3 separate regions of the Homo sapiens genome follow, and regions 1 and 3 are each linked to region 2. A link is a contact called in ENCODE Hi-C or POLR2A ChIA-PET data. All regions are on one chromosome and are shown on one strand. Each heading gives the region's core, a stretch centred on a gene start or an enhancer-like site at or near the end of the contact. The rest is flanking DNA. Distances are from core to core; before and after follow the strand shown. Region 1 holds the start of VSIR (V-set immunoregulatory receptor). Region 2 has its middle 23 kb from the start of DDIT4. Region 3 has its middle 20 kb from the start of CDH23.

Evidence for each region. Hi-C counts contacts between places; a loop is a spot of excess contacts on that map. ChIA-PET counts read pairs that join two places held with the same protein, here RNA polymerase II (POLR2A). Pooled maps may share reads with other maps.
Region 1: a pooled map shows a loop between it and region 2 (7-fold over the local background). The contact joins the promoter of VSIR here to the enhancer-like site in region 2. A Hi-C loop is called at or near these places in 2 of 37 single-sample maps with no recorded cell type and 8 of 50 pooled maps. POLR2A ChIA-PET finds 5 or more read pairs at or near these places in 4 of 52 experiments (PC-3, activated CD4-positive, alpha-beta T cell and activated T-cell).
Region 3: a pooled map shows a loop between it and region 2 (7-fold over the local background). The contact joins two enhancer-like sites. A Hi-C loop is called at or near these places in 1 of 37 single-sample maps with no recorded cell type and 2 of 50 pooled maps. POLR2A ChIA-PET finds 5 or more read pairs at or near these places in 1 of 52 experiments (activated B cell).

The regions. Positions count from the first base shown.
Region 1 is chr10:71,771,571-71,776,388 of GRCh38, reverse strand. VSIR (V-set immunoregulatory receptor) reads left to right here and starts at 2,869. Exons shown (of 7, transcript NM_022153.2): 1 at 2,869-3,031. The coding sequence starts at 2,950. The region is part of intron 38 of CDH23 (cadherin related 23); the gene reads right to left. RefSeq lists silencers at 2,640-2,969, 2,990-3,069.
Region 2 is chr10:72,294,274-72,298,975 of GRCh38, reverse strand. No RefSeq gene overlaps it. Among named protein-coding and RNA genes, the nearest start is that of DDIT4, 23 kb to the right of the region's middle. RefSeq lists enhancers at 497-586, 199-855, 1,507-1,806, 2,811-3,105 and a silencer at 877-1,146. Within about 2 kb of position 1,640, at least 39 of the 41 ENCODE cell types and tissues checked have a DNase peak (open chromatin) inside an H3K27ac peak, as active enhancers do; they include PC-3, where a contact is called at or near this core.
Region 3 is chr10:71,374,545-71,379,000 of GRCh38, reverse strand. It overlaps a transcript of SLC29A3 not described here. Among named protein-coding and RNA genes, the nearest start is that of CDH23, 20 kb to the left of the region's middle. RefSeq lists a silencer at 1,409-1,478 and enhancers at 1,609-1,758, 1,814-2,374. Within about 2 kb of position 1,525, at least 32 of the 41 ENCODE cell types and tissues checked have a DNase peak (open chromatin) inside an H3K27ac peak, as active enhancers do.

The sequences.
Region 1 (4,818 bases), core at 1,620-4,119, 520 kb after region 2:
ACAGACAACTCAATGTAGGCAATTTGCATATGGTTTTTTCCTTGGGACTGGCTGGCTCTGGAGCTACCACTGGAAGAATGGACAGATGGGCAGGGGATCTGGACCCAAGAAGGCTGTCACTGCCCCTGAGGAGGCAATGATTCCTCTGATATGCAGCTCTGGATCTTGGGGGTGGAGGGCATTGGGTGTTTGCTGAAACGGTTTCCAAAGCAGATAGGGTTGGCAGCCTTGAAAAGGAGCTGCGTGGCCTTGGGCAGGTCACATCCCCTCTCTGGACCTTTTCTGTCTGTTTAATAAAGGACCTGGCTTGATTTCTAAAGTTGTTTCTAGCTCAGGGAGTTTGGGAGGTGAGTTTGGGAATGTGGGAAATGTCAGCATCCCCTCCCCAACAGGGAGGCTGGAATTCAGCCCCTTTCCTGCAATGTGGTGCTCTTGTATTCTTGCCGGCAAGTAAGGGGACTCAGGAAGGCTCAAGGCTGGGCCCCTCACCAGTAGAGAGTACTCACAGCTGCCTCCAGGCCCTGCAGAGCCACAAGATGGACATGGTGGCTTTCCTTGACAGTCATCTTTATTCGAATATTTGGGGCCTTCACCACTATTTTTAATGAAAACAAGCACAAACACATGATGGAGTGTGCAGGCTGCAGGGGCTGGGAGTGGAGAGTTTGAACAGAGTTGGGCCTTGGAGCCCCTCCTGCTCTGAGACCAGGTCTGGGCTTGGGGAGGGAAGGTGGGTTTGACTTCCTCTGGTCTCGGAGGGAGGAGAAAGTCAGTGCTCCAAAGGCCCTCTCAGCTGAGCCCTTCCTGTCCTGCCCTGGTGTTGAGGAAACAGTGCTTGAGGTTTCTGGACCATGGTCCTTGGGCAATGCCTGTGTCTCACCCTGATGCAACCCCAGGAGGCTCAGTGGTGGGCAGTGTGGTAGGGAGAAAGGAAGTGAAAAGGGGGGAGGGAACTGGGCCCAGCTCAGAGGCTCTATCCCCCTGGGGAAGGGGTTGGCAGGGCAATTGCTCCCCTTTCTCTAATTCCAGGCCCTCCCCGGCTGCTAGGCCCTGGGGAAGAGGGAGTCTGGTTTCAAGGGTGTCCTGAGCAAAGCCAGTCCAGGAAGGGTTGAGATGGGGTGGTGCTCTAGGATCTTGCCCTTAAGGGACCCCCCTCACTTGCCAGAGGATGTCAGGGTGAGAAGGGCCCGGTGTCCACCTGATCTCAGTTGGCTTTGTACCTCCCCTGGTGGAAGGGAGCTCATGCTATGCCAGCAGGAAGGGCCCTGGGCTGCCTTCCAAGGTGGGGTCACAAGGCCAGGAGCATGCCCAAGGACCTGGGTTATGTCCTGCCAGCCTCTGGGGCTCCCATCCTGGGGAGTTCACTGGCTCCAGGGGGACTGGGCCTGCACAAGTTCACTTAGTAATAACATGATGCCTCAGCCTTCCTCTGTTGTAGCCTTCCCTGCCCTTAGAGCAAGGGCTAAGGGCCTCCAGAGAGCCCGTGACTTGGATCAGGCCACCCACAAGGCCCCCAGGACTCCTGGCTCCCATTGAGTCCTGATACCCTGGTTCCTGACCCAGTCAGACTCTGAGTGTCCTCTGCCTCTCAGCCTAGGAGTCACCTATTAACCCAAGATCCCTAAAGTGCCAGAAAAACCCCTGGAAGCTTCAGCTAGACTGGGGTAAACTGAGTAAAATGGCTGTGCTCTTCCACTCCTGTGATCCCTGGTCCTGGCCACGATCACCTCTGCTCCTCCATCACACAATCACTCACTCACTCATTGGTTTGTCCATTCAGATAAAAGTGCAGTAAAACCTTCTCCACGCCCAGCTTTGTGCTAGGGTCTCAGAAACATCAGAGAGAGGTTTGTAGTTTCGCTCTGGAGGGCAGAACAGCCGGAAGAAGAACCAACTGCTGGTTATCTCAGGCTGGAGGTGGTAGCTGAAGGGGGTGTGGACAGTAAGGATTTGCCGGGAAAAAGGAAGGGTCAGGACATTTCGTGAAGTGGGAGGACTTGAGCTGAGCCCTGAGGGATGAGAAGAATTAGGAGGGGAGAGACATTCCAGTGGTGCCAGCAGTGCTGGGTGTGGGTGCAAGAGCAGAGGCACTAGAAGTTAGGGTGCATCAGAGTGTCCTGCAGATATCCAGGCACCAGGGAGGGAGGGCGGGTGCACAGCCAGGCGGACAGCTGAGGCCTCTGCCGGAGGGGAGCTTGCAGGATGTGCTGTGGGGCACGCCAACAGGTGTTGCCTGCATATCTGTGTGTGTCCCGGGGTAGGGATGTGCTGATCTTGGCGTGTAGTCCTGCACCTGTTCTGTGTGTGTGTGTGTGTGTGTGTGTGTGTGTGTGTGTGCGCGCGCGCATGCACTCAGGGTGCCTCAGGCTCTGAATCTACAGTTAAACTGGCTCCAGCTTGCCTAGCTCTTCACAATGTCAGATTTCATTCATTCACTCATTTACTCACTCATTCCACAGCTGGGAGTGCCTACCACATACCAAGCCCTGGTCTGGCTGGAGGATGTAGGGTACAAGTCTCTGTCCCCAGATCACTCAAAGGCTGGTGGCTGAGGGCAGATGCAAGCCATGGTAACGTCTATCACGCTGTTAGAGGTAGATCTACTTCTTAGGCTGCGCAGCAATAATAATTTCTCTCCAAAAGGACTGGGGGACGGTAGAACGGGCTTTAAACTGCCGATCAAGTGGAGCTGACTCGCTGGGACGCACGCTGGCTCCCCACCCACGGGGCCGGCCTCCGGGAAGCCCCTCCCACGCGGCCCTCGGAGAGGCAGTTCCCCCACACGGCCCCCCGGGGGCGCTGCGCGAAGGGGGCGGGTGCCTGGAGCACGGCGCTGGGGCCGCCCGCAGCGCTCACTCGCTCGCACTCAGTCGCGGGAGGCTTCCCCGCGCCGGCCGCGTCCCGCCCGCTCCCCGGCACCAGAAGTTCCTCTGCGCGTCCGACGGCGACATGGGCGTCCCCACGGCCCTGGAGGCCGGCAGCTGGCGCTGGGGATCCCTGCTCTTCGCTCTCTTCCTGGCTGCGTCCCTAGGTAAGGTCGGGGGAGGCGGGGCGCTGGGAAAAAGCTGGGAGAAGACAGCAGACTGGAGTGGGAACTGTGGGATGGGGGCGTCCTGGGGGCCCTCTCAGCCTGTGTGACCGTGCACCCCACTCCACCCACCGCCCAGAGGCTGCTGGGACCCCTAGGCAGGGTGCAGTGGCAACTGTGCCAAGTGCCCCAGCTAGGCATCGGGCACATCTGCATGCTCTGACAGCTGCCCAAGTGGCAGGCAGGGCTGTCCCCTGAGGGCTGCCTGTCCAGCCCTTCCCTGCCCAGAGAACCCAGGGCACAGGTAGCTTCTGCAAAGAAGGAGAGGCACAGGGTGGGGGCGGTCAGTGTGTTCTGGTGGATATCACTGGCTTTTGACAGCTGGCATCTTTCTGCCCCTCTAGTCTCAGGGCTCTAGTGTTGCAGAGGACACAGAGGGCGTGGTATGCTCAGCCAGTGCCCCATGCCCTGGTGAAACCCCTGGCTGAGCCTTGGTGGGCACTGGGCACTGGTCACGGTGGGTCCACTTTCAGACACAGAGGCAGCACTGCCCACCTGGTCCCTATTCTAAGGGTCTGATGGCCCAGGAATAAGTGGTCAGCTGATTCCTGCCATCCTAGCAAGGCTGCCACTCAGGGACCAGTGTGGAGTACTGGGGAGGATGTGGGACACTCTTCAGCTCAGCTATGAGCCCCTTCTGGGTCCCTGGATAAATTACGGCATCTCTCTGGCCTCAGTTTCCTCAGCTCAAACACAGAAGCCCACACAGGGAAGCACCATTTTCCCCTTCCAAAGTCCAGACTGTCAGCATGTTCAGATAGTATCCTGGCCCCAACACAGGGGCTCCCGGGCTGGGGGCAGAGGCCCTGGTACCCATGGCCTGGTTGCCTAGTTCTTGCCTGCCCAGAGCTGAAGAGGCTGGATCTCTTCAAAGAGCCTGTGGAACCAAACTTTATAGGGAGGGCCCAGGGAAAGTATGAGTCATGCAGGGACTCGGAGGGAGGCAGGAGGGAGGTGGAGGGCTTGGCACAGGGACCCAGTGGGCAGGATGGAATAGAAGGAGAGGGTGATAGGATAAGAGGGAGAGGAGGAGGCTGAACCTGGAAGATACCTTAGCAACCTGGGTGCCCACAGGCAGCTGGCTATCTCAGCACTTGGAGGCTGGCCTGGGCCTCTGAGGAGGAGGAGGGCTCCACATGTCACAGACACAGCTGCCCTAAGCCCCAGGGTGGATGCTTCTCAAGGTGACAGTCAGAGGGAGGAGGAGAATGGGAGGTGGAATGGACAGTCTCAGCACCAAGGCCATGGCTCATGGCAGGGCATGGCTTCCAGAAGGAACAGAGGATGGTGGCAGGCAGGCAAGCCAGCATCCCACCTGTCATGGGCCACCTGCCCTGCACTGCCCTCCCTGGTGGCCCTGTGAGACCCTTCCTGCTTTCTTGCCCACTTCCTGCCCTCACTTGGCTGGGCTGCCCTCTGTTCAGCAGCCCCAATTTGAGAAACATTTCTAGAGATCCAGGGCACAGGGACCCAGCTTGCAGAGCACCCAGTAGCAGAGAGGCCCCAAGAGGAGCTCAGGACGCCTTCCCCTATATTGCTTATATGGCCAGGGGCCTTTACTCCCAGAGGTCTTGGCTACTCAAACAACATGGTATACTAAAGGGTCATCTCTTCCTGGGCCCAGCACAGGGAGATGATTTAGGCTGGCTGCAGCTTTCCACTGAAAGGAGCCAGAAGCATTTGAATTGCTCTGGGACCTCAGGATTCTGAACTGTGACATGGACACACTA
Region 2 (4,702 bases), core at 391-2,890:
GTTCTGACCCCAGCTCACCTGCCTCGTTAAACATGGGGCTCAGTTGCCCCTGACATCCCTGCACCATCAGCAAGGGTGGGCAACGTCAGAACTGCGGGCTGGGGCTTCCCTGGAAGGGCCCCGCTTGGGCCCAATGCCAGGCCCCACGGCCCAAGGGTGAGCTACTTTAGCAGGCAGGCATCAGTTTTCTCATTTATGAAATGGGGACAATGAACCTGGTCACCTTCCTCTTCCTGGGAAGAATACGAGGTTAATGAATGCTGAAGACCGGACATGACTGTACCTAAGGTGGAGTGCAGGCTGCCTGAGGCAGGGGAATGACCCTGGTGATCCTTAGCTCTCTCTTCCTGCGGGACACTGAAGGACAGTGTGAGACCCACAATTCAGCGCACCTGCTCACCTTGGTTCCCCATCCTGCCCTGGGTGGGTCTTGGCTTGGAAACCCTAATCCGCTTACTAAGCACCGACCCCACTCCGTGCCCTGCCCGTGCCATGTCCACTCCACTGCACTGAACTGGGTTTCTTTGTCCGTTTCAGCAGACCCTCCTCATCGTGTCCCTCTTCCAGGCAGCCTTCTCTTATAAATTTTGGGCATGCTGGGACTTGTCTACACTGTTGGCAATTGTCAAGGCTTTAGGTCCGAGTTGTTCCTCAACTTCTGACCCCCACCTCATGCTAACAGGACTGGGGCCACAGCGCGTGACTGCAATGTGGCCAGTCCTGGGAGAGCCGGCCTCGCCCCGCGGGGAAGCGGGCGGCCCCTCCGTTGCCATGGCAGCCGAGAGCACCCCCACGAGGCTCCTCATTGGCCACCAAGTCGAGGTCCCGCCTCCGCCATCAGAAGGGACCAACCAAGGCAGACCGGGTGCGACCCAGTTGAGGGATTAGCGGGTGACGCATCTCTCCCAGTCCCTCATGGAGACCCGCGCGCCCGCGATCCTACGGGCGCAGCCGTGGCCCTGGGTCGGGGTCACGCTCGCTGGGCGCGCCTCGGGCGGGGCTGGGGAGGTGCGGAGCTGGGGGGCGCCGCGGGAGGAGGCCACTCAGGCCGCTGGGGAGGGCCGGGCTGCGGCTGGGAGGTTTCCGAGGACGGTCAGGCGGAGGCGGAGGCCGTGCAGGAGGCGGAGGAGGAAAACTATTAAGGAAGGGGGTGGAAGGGCCCCGCTGGCTGAAGACCGCTGAGCTCAGGCGGTGGTAGGACCCTGGGCACGGAGTTGCATGGAACCCTGTTCGAATCCTGCTCTGCACCCGCTTGCGCTGTGGCCTCGCGCACGCGAGCCTTCCTGCCCGGGGGAGCGGGAAGGAGGGAGGGGAGCGGCGAACATCTACTTTGTGCCGATCCTTTTGCTGAAAACCCTAGTTTTCTCTCCAGGATTCCCTCAAAACGACCCTGAAATAGGTGGATGCTATCCTTAGCCCCATTTTACAGATGAGGAAACAGGTTCAAAGGAGGCTACGTGAGAAAAGCCTCGAGTGAGCTCAGTTCCCAGATGTGAGAATGATGTGGCCGGGTTGGTGGTTATCTGCGGGGGGAAGTAGGAGGTGCCCTGCCCACCCCCACGCTCAGGCATCCTGGCCGGCCCGGAAGGAAGAGTTCGTGCCAAGCCGTGAGACTCGGTGGTTTCCTGCAGCAAATCTGCGTCAGGCTCTCTCTGGGGGGTTAACCGCCGCAAACTGGTAACAGCGTCAGAAAGGGGAAACCGAGCTTTATCTGCGGAGGTCCCTGGGCCAGGGACAGCAGATTAAAGAACATGGAGGCAGGGCGCGGTGGCTCACGTCTTAAACCCAGCACTTTGGGAGGCCGAGGCCGGAGGATCGCTTGAGACCAGGAGTTTGAGACCAGCCTGGGCAAGATAGGGAGACCTCTTCTCTAAAAATAAAAAATAAAGAAGATGGAGCCCGCCCCTCGGGAAGGAGGGAAGGGAGAAAGTGTTTCTAACTCCTTATTGTCCTTTCTCTTCTTTTCTTTTCTTTTTTTGAGATGGAGTTTCGCTCTTGTTTCCCAGGCTGGAGTGCAATGGCGCGATCTCGGCTTACCGCAACCTCCGCCTCCCGGGTTCAAGCAATTCTCCTGCCTCAGCCTCCTGAGTAGCTGGGATTACAGGCATGCGCCACCACACCCGGCTAATTTTGTATTTTTAGTAGAGATGGGGTTTCTCCATGTTGGTCAGGCTGGTCTCAAACTACTGACCTCGTGATCCGCCCGCCTCAGCCTCCCAAAGTCCTGGGATTATAGGCGTGAGCCACCGTGCCTGGATCCTTGTTATTTCAAAACAGGCTGAGGTTCCCTCTGGAAGCCCCATTTAAGAACAGACCCATGGCCGGGCGCGGTGGCTCACGCCTGTAATCCCAGCACTTTAGGAGGCCGAGGCGGGCAGATCACCTGAGGTCCGGAGTTTGAGACCAGCCTGACCAACATGGAAAAAACCCCGTCTCTACTAAAAATACAAAAGTAGCCGGTCATGGTGGCGCATGCCTATAATCCCAGCTACTCAGGAGGCTGAGGCAGAAGAATCGCTTGAACCCAGGAGAAGGCAGAGGTTGCGGTGAGCCGAGATCGCACCATTGCACTCCAGCCTGGGCAACAAGAGCGAAACTCCATCTCAAAAAAAAAAAAAGAAAAAAAAGAAAAGAAAATTCACCATATGAATGTCAGACTCTTAATGATGCAAATGCCAGAAAACCTGACTCAAACTGATTTATGCTAAAAAGGGAATCTACTGGCTCAGGAAACTGAGAACCCCAGGCATGACTCGATCTGGCGACACCACGACGTCATGAAGACTCATTTCCCAGAGTCTTTGTACTTGTTTGTACTTTGCCTTTGCTGTCTTGGGAAGTGTTTGGGCTCCATGAGCACCTGCTGCAGCTGCAGGGGCACATCATCCCAAGTTCCAGTTGAGTAGAAAGAGGCTCTGTCCTTGGGAATTGTGACACATGTCCCGGGTTTCACTGTAACTGGACAGTTGGGGTCATGTGACCACACAGATACCAGGGGCAAGGCAGGAATAACCCTGTGTTGATTGGCAAATCTGTTCACAGGCCCCACACCTGCAGCCTCACCTGCTCCAATGGGCTGAAAAGGAAGGAGGGAAGAGGGTTTCTCCAAAGGAGGAACTGAAGAGATATTGAATGGGTGCCCATTGGTAACACCCCAATGCCAGGGCTTCAGAACCCACCTCCTGACCCCCTCTGCACCTTGTACTACAGGTGCCAGTCAGGGGGAAACGGATTGGAAAGTGAGGGTCTTGCCCTGGGAGAGTGCCCACCCCTTCCTCGCTGGTCCCATGTCAGTCGTCCCAAGTCAGTCCTCATCACATCCAGTGCCCATCCCCCTCCCCACCCCCTCACCCTGGCTCCTGTTGCTCCCTGGAGGGTCCTTGAAGCCCTTCTGGTTGCTGTAGCCCGGGCGACTGCCTGCCATGCCTCCGAAGGCCCTCCATGTTTAGCTGGAGTGATGCAGTATTGGGGGATCCAGTTGCCTCTCGTTTCTCCAGCAGAGGGGAGCTTCCTCAGGGACTGGCACTATGTTCTCCCTTCCTCTGTGTGTGGTCCCTCTCTGGGACCAGGCAGGATTTGTGCAGTGGGCAGCAGGCGTGATTTTGAGGGACCCTAGGAAGGACCTTACCTACCCCTGTATGCCTTACTTTTTAAAATCCCATAATTAGATGGGGTTTCACTCCTTTAATTCCTGTTACGATTCATATGCCTCTGAGAGAGAGTATAGTAGATCATTTCTTTTTTTTTTTGAGACAGAGTTTCACTCTTGTCGCCCAGGCCAGAATGAAGTGGCACAATCACGGCCCACTGCAACCTCCACCCCCTGGGTTCAAGCAGTTCTGCCTCAGCCTCCTGAATAGCTAGGATTACAGGCATGTGCCACCCCACCTGGCTAACTTTTGTATTTTAGTAGAGACAGAGTTTTGCCATGTTAGCCAGGCTGGTCTCGAACTCCTGACCTCAGGTGATCCACTTGCTTCGGCCTCCCAAAGTGCTAGGATTACAGGCATGAGTGGAGCATAGTAGATCTTATCATTCATTTACACTTTAGTGTGAAGTAGTTCACAGCATCCTTCCTGAGAGCAGGCACATATTAGGCACTTGATCATGGACATCATGCCTAATGTGTGCCCTGCTCTTATTGAAAAGCCTTTCATGCATTATCTCATTTAATCTTCACAACTCTGTGAGGTAGGAACTAGTATAATCCCTGTTTTACAGATGAGAAAACTGAGGTCCAGAGGAGTTAAGGACCTTGCCAAAGGTCTCCAAGCAGTGGAGCAGGGATGTGAACACAAGAAGTCTGGTTCCAGAGCCTGCACTGCCTATCCCTCCACTGAGATAATCCCTAACACTCTTTAGTTGACAAATGTATTCATATACATTTTTTGGGTCTCCCTACAATTCAGCGAGGTAGTTGCTATGGTCACTCCCATTTTATAGAGGAGAATATTTAAGTGGCTAAGTTCAGTCAATAGTGAGCAGCAGGTCCAGAGTTTAGACCAGTGCCCCATTTCAAATGGGCTCTTCTCCCTGGACCCCACACAGCACCTGGTAAGAGGAGAGCCTTGAGTCAGTTCCCTGGTGTCCTGGGGACAGAGGGAGAGTGTGGTGCGGATGGAAGCTGGGAGCTTCCAGAACAAACTCAACCCTTCCTTCATTCTTCCTCTTCTCCCTCCTGCCTTCTCTTCCTTCTTTCTAC
Region 3 (4,456 bases), core at 276-2,775, 920 kb after region 2:
AGCCATCGTCCTCCTCCTCACTGGGCAATGACACCTCCCCTAGTTGTTCTCATCTAAGGTGGTGTTTCTCTAGAAGCTGATCCCAGACAAGGATTAAAGTGCAAGTCGTTTATTAGAAGTGAATTCAGGAAGCTCCAGCTGAAGAATGAGGAAGTGAGACAAGAAAGGGAAGGAGACCAAAAAAAGATGTGTTATCAAGCAGGTTACCATTGTAGACAACGGGAGCTCAAGCCCATAAGGGAGCTCTGGGGAACAGCCTAGCAGAACAGTCGTTCTCAAACTTCAGCACAGACTCACTAGGAGGGCTTGTTAAAACACCAATGACTGGGCCCCAGCCCCTACAATTTTAGATTCAGTAGGTACAGGGTAGTAGTAGGCTAAGAATTTGCATTTCTAACTAGTTCTCAAGTGGTACAGTTTGCTGCTGGTTTGGGACTACACCCTAAGAACCACAAAGTGTCTCAGCATGATCTCACTTGAGGGATGAGGAAGCTAGGGAATTTATCCACCAACTCCCTGTTCATCAGTATTTGGGAGCTGCTTCTGAGGGCATTCACCCTCTGGCACTCAAGTTGACTCAGGCTAAAATCGCTCCTATGGCCAGAAAAGCCCTATTAAGCCTGTTGCTAGGGTCTCAGGTCCTTTGGCTGGGAGACAGGGTGGGAGGAGAACCGCAGAGAAGCTTGCAAGGTAGTTTGACATCTGACTGAAGGATTTCAAGGGAAGCTAAGGGTCAAAGACGGCTTCGTTGAGTCCCTAGCTATGCATTCATATGGTCGTATATTTTTGTAAAATTAGCAAAAATATTTTGTTATGATTTCTTTTTACATTCTAAGTTCATTTTTGTACCTAACTTTATATTTGTAATTTTTTATTCTTTTTTCCAAAAGAGGACCCCCCCCCCCAACATTGTCTAAGCTTCAGACCCCATAAAACCTGGATTGGCCCTGCATGGCCTAGTAGGAACACAGATTTAGGTTTGCTGAACTGAAATGAGTGTCCACGGTTTGACTCATTAAGAACTCAAGCCACCTGAGTTCATGCCCACCCAAGTTCAAATTCCAGCTCTGACACTCCCTAGTTTGAGGTAGTTTGGCCAAGATGCTTAATCTGTCTAAACTCCTATTTTCTCATTTACAACTTGGGACAGCAAAATCAGATGATCAAATTAAGTAATCCTTGCAAAGAGCCAGGCCGACAGTAAGTGCTCAACAAATATGAGTATCTTTTTTATCATTATTTGTTCCCCTGGTTTATTTCTGTTTCTTATCATTTGCCTTGACGATCTTCCTCCAAGACCAGGTAGGAATGAGTGATCTGGGGACAAAACAAAAAGCCGCTTCCAAAATTGGCAGGTCGCCTCTCTCTAGGGCTTTCTTGCCAGTTCTTCCAGCCCTACTGGCTCCGCTCCCTCTACTGGGCGTCCACCTCGTTGCCGGGTAACTACCGACGGCCCCCGCGCGGGCATTGGCTGTGCGGCCCGGCTCCCGGCCTGCCCCGCGGCTCCCGGAAGCCCTCGCGGCCATCTATTTCGTGGCCGGTGGCTGTTTGCCTGCCAGAGGCCAGCGGGGGCGGTCCAGTCCCTGGCTCTAGGAGCTGTTTCTGGCCGAGCTGAGCGCGGCGGGCTCGGCATAGCCATGAGTTGCTGAACTGGGTGGTTTTGCGGACCTGACGATTCGCCATACCCCGCTTGGTGTGTCACTGCCGTGGGCGTCTCCAGGTAGCCTCAGCCCAGGGGATACCTGGAGCGGCAGCTTAGAGCATCTTCCGGGAGCATCCGCCGGCGGCCTGGGCACCTCCCCATCAGCCCCTGCCGTGCCACCCCAGCCTGGGCCTTGAGGCCCGGAGATCTGAGCACTTCGGGACCTATCCCTCAGCCTAACCATCTTGGTTCAGCTCTGTGACACTGGGCCAAGTGACCTTGAGAAAAGACAGGGCCGGGCGCGGTGGCTCACGCCTGTAATCCCAGCACTTTGGGAGGGTGAGGTCTTGAGGTCAGGAGTTCGAGACCAGCCTGGGCAACATGGTGAAACCTCGCCTCTACTAAAAATATAAAAATTAGCCGGGCGTGGTGGCAGGTGCCTGTAATCCCAGCTACTCGGGAGGCTGAGGCAGAGGCAGAGGCAGGAGAATCTCCTGAATCCAGGAGGTGGAGTTTGCAATAAGCTGAGATCACACCACTGCATTCCAGTCTGGGCAACGAAGGGAGACTCCATCTCAAAACAAAACAAAACAAAAAAACACAGAAACAAAAACCCACTTCTAATTGCTGCTACTCAGCATATACATTCAGGGAAACTTGAATCTATGCTCCTGGGTGGCCATCCTCAAGCTTTGGGCTTGAATAAACTCTATAGCTAGTCATATTTTCTATATCTTATTATTTAAGGTTGACAAACTTCAGAAGCTTCTTTGCCCTTCTGGTACTGATAATACCAACAGTGAATAATAAGTGACATTGTTATTGGTTGCTTACTTCCTACCCCTGATAAATGGTCTAATGTTGAAATCTAAGAGGTATAATAGTTATTACATGCATTTAGTAGAATGGGTATAATGAATGAGGAAATAGGCTCAGGGAAGAATTTGATTTGCTCTGACACAGCTCTACAGGGCCAGATTTCCAACCCAGGCTAGTCAAGTCCAGAGCCTGCAATTTTCACTTCAAGTCTTCCTGTGAGGATTGACAAGAGGATGTTCAGTCTTAGCCAGGTGCCTGGCAGCTACTGAGGGCCCAGTGGAGGTTAGTGGGCAAATCATCATAGTAGTTTCAATAAGCAATAGTTCTATCAGTATCAAAGAGTGGCTGTGGTCAGAGCTTTGTAAGAGACACATTGCCGTGTTTACTTAGGACAGGAACAATCTGGAGTTTGTTTCCACCACTCCCTGGAGTTTCAAGTCCTTAAAAATGTTCAAGCTGGTTTGGCTTTGTGTCTTCTATTTCCTGTTTACACTTTGCCCCACCTCTATTTTTGCCCCTTCTTCCCCCTCTTCTAGTTATACCTAACACCACTGCTGACGCTCTTCGCTTCTGAAAAATGGCCAGCTTTCTGCCCTCAATTTAAAGGGATCAATCAGTGGCCCCAGAAGTTCTTATTTTTCTTGGCTAAAATGAAAATGGTGAAAACACCAACCACAAAAGGCAGACTCTTGTTAATGGGGGTCCTAAATGTGAAAGGGAGAACTTACCTGGCCCATGAGTATCTGTTTGGCTTTCAGGGGAGACAGCCGTCTGTGTTCTTCCTAAATGTCAGCTTATACCACTCTGGGGTTTGGGGATTCCTGCCTGATTCTCCATTTCCTTGCCTATGAAATGAATAATATTAGTCACGTCCGAGTACCACCTGCATTTTTTTTAAAGTGCTTCTTAAATTGATTTTTTTAGTTGATTTACTTATATTTACTTTTAAAATCTGTATGTCATTACTTTAATGGAAAACCACTATCACCTGGCGTAAATAGAAAGTAAGAAACCACATAAAGAGATGAAAATTAAAATATTGTTTTCAATTCTAGTGGGCAAAACCTTGATCTCTTTGTTAAAAAGGGAAACTGTTGAGTTTTAGTGAGGTGTTGAAGAATGCAAGCACTAAACTGCAAGTTTCTCCTGTGGGTAATCAGGATTGAACGTACTGAAAAGGGGAGAACTTGGACGTGCTGCAGTTCTGTGTTTAATACTCTGCTTGGTAGCACCTAAAGTCACACAGCACAGTACCAGCACTTCACTCTTTCCACATGTGGAGAAACGGTGGCCGCAGTAGTCCTTGGAGCCTTCAGTGCTCATGTCTAATAACAAGCATTTGCTCTGATTCTCTTAGGGTCGGTGGGGCAGGTGGGATGGGGTGCAAATGGATCTAAGAGCAGGATAATAACAAGAGCTAATATCTGATAGGGTTTTTGCAGTTCACAAAGCTCTCTCACAAGCCTGCTACTTCTGTACTCCCACCTGCGCTATTCCTCCTCTGCATTATCGCCATCTCAGGCATAGGTGAGATGAGCTGTTCAGCAGGATTTGATATGTACCAAAAGCTGTTCTACTACTGCTGCATCCTCCCAGGACCCCAAGAAGCAAGCGGGGAGCAGCTATTCTCATCTTACTTTCTGGAGCAGGAGAGGCTTGACTCACAGAGGCAAGCGACCCCATTTCTGGACCAGTCTCTGCACTGTCAAACAGTGTCTGAATAGGAAGGGGATGTTGGAAGAGGGTTTTACATGGAGCAAAACGTGGATAATGACACGCTAGCGGCAAGCCAAGGAGGTTAGGGGATCCAGGTTCTACACCAGAAGGGGCCCAACTCAAAGTGGTGAAGTCGCTGGCTGCTGCCTTTCACCAGCTGCCTTTCTCCCGCTGCCAGCTGAGGACCTGCACCCTTCCAGGATGGAGATGGGGACAGGGGCAGGCAACATTACTCTTCTTGTAGTTCTCTGCCCAAAAATCTAGGCTTCTCAGGCCTGC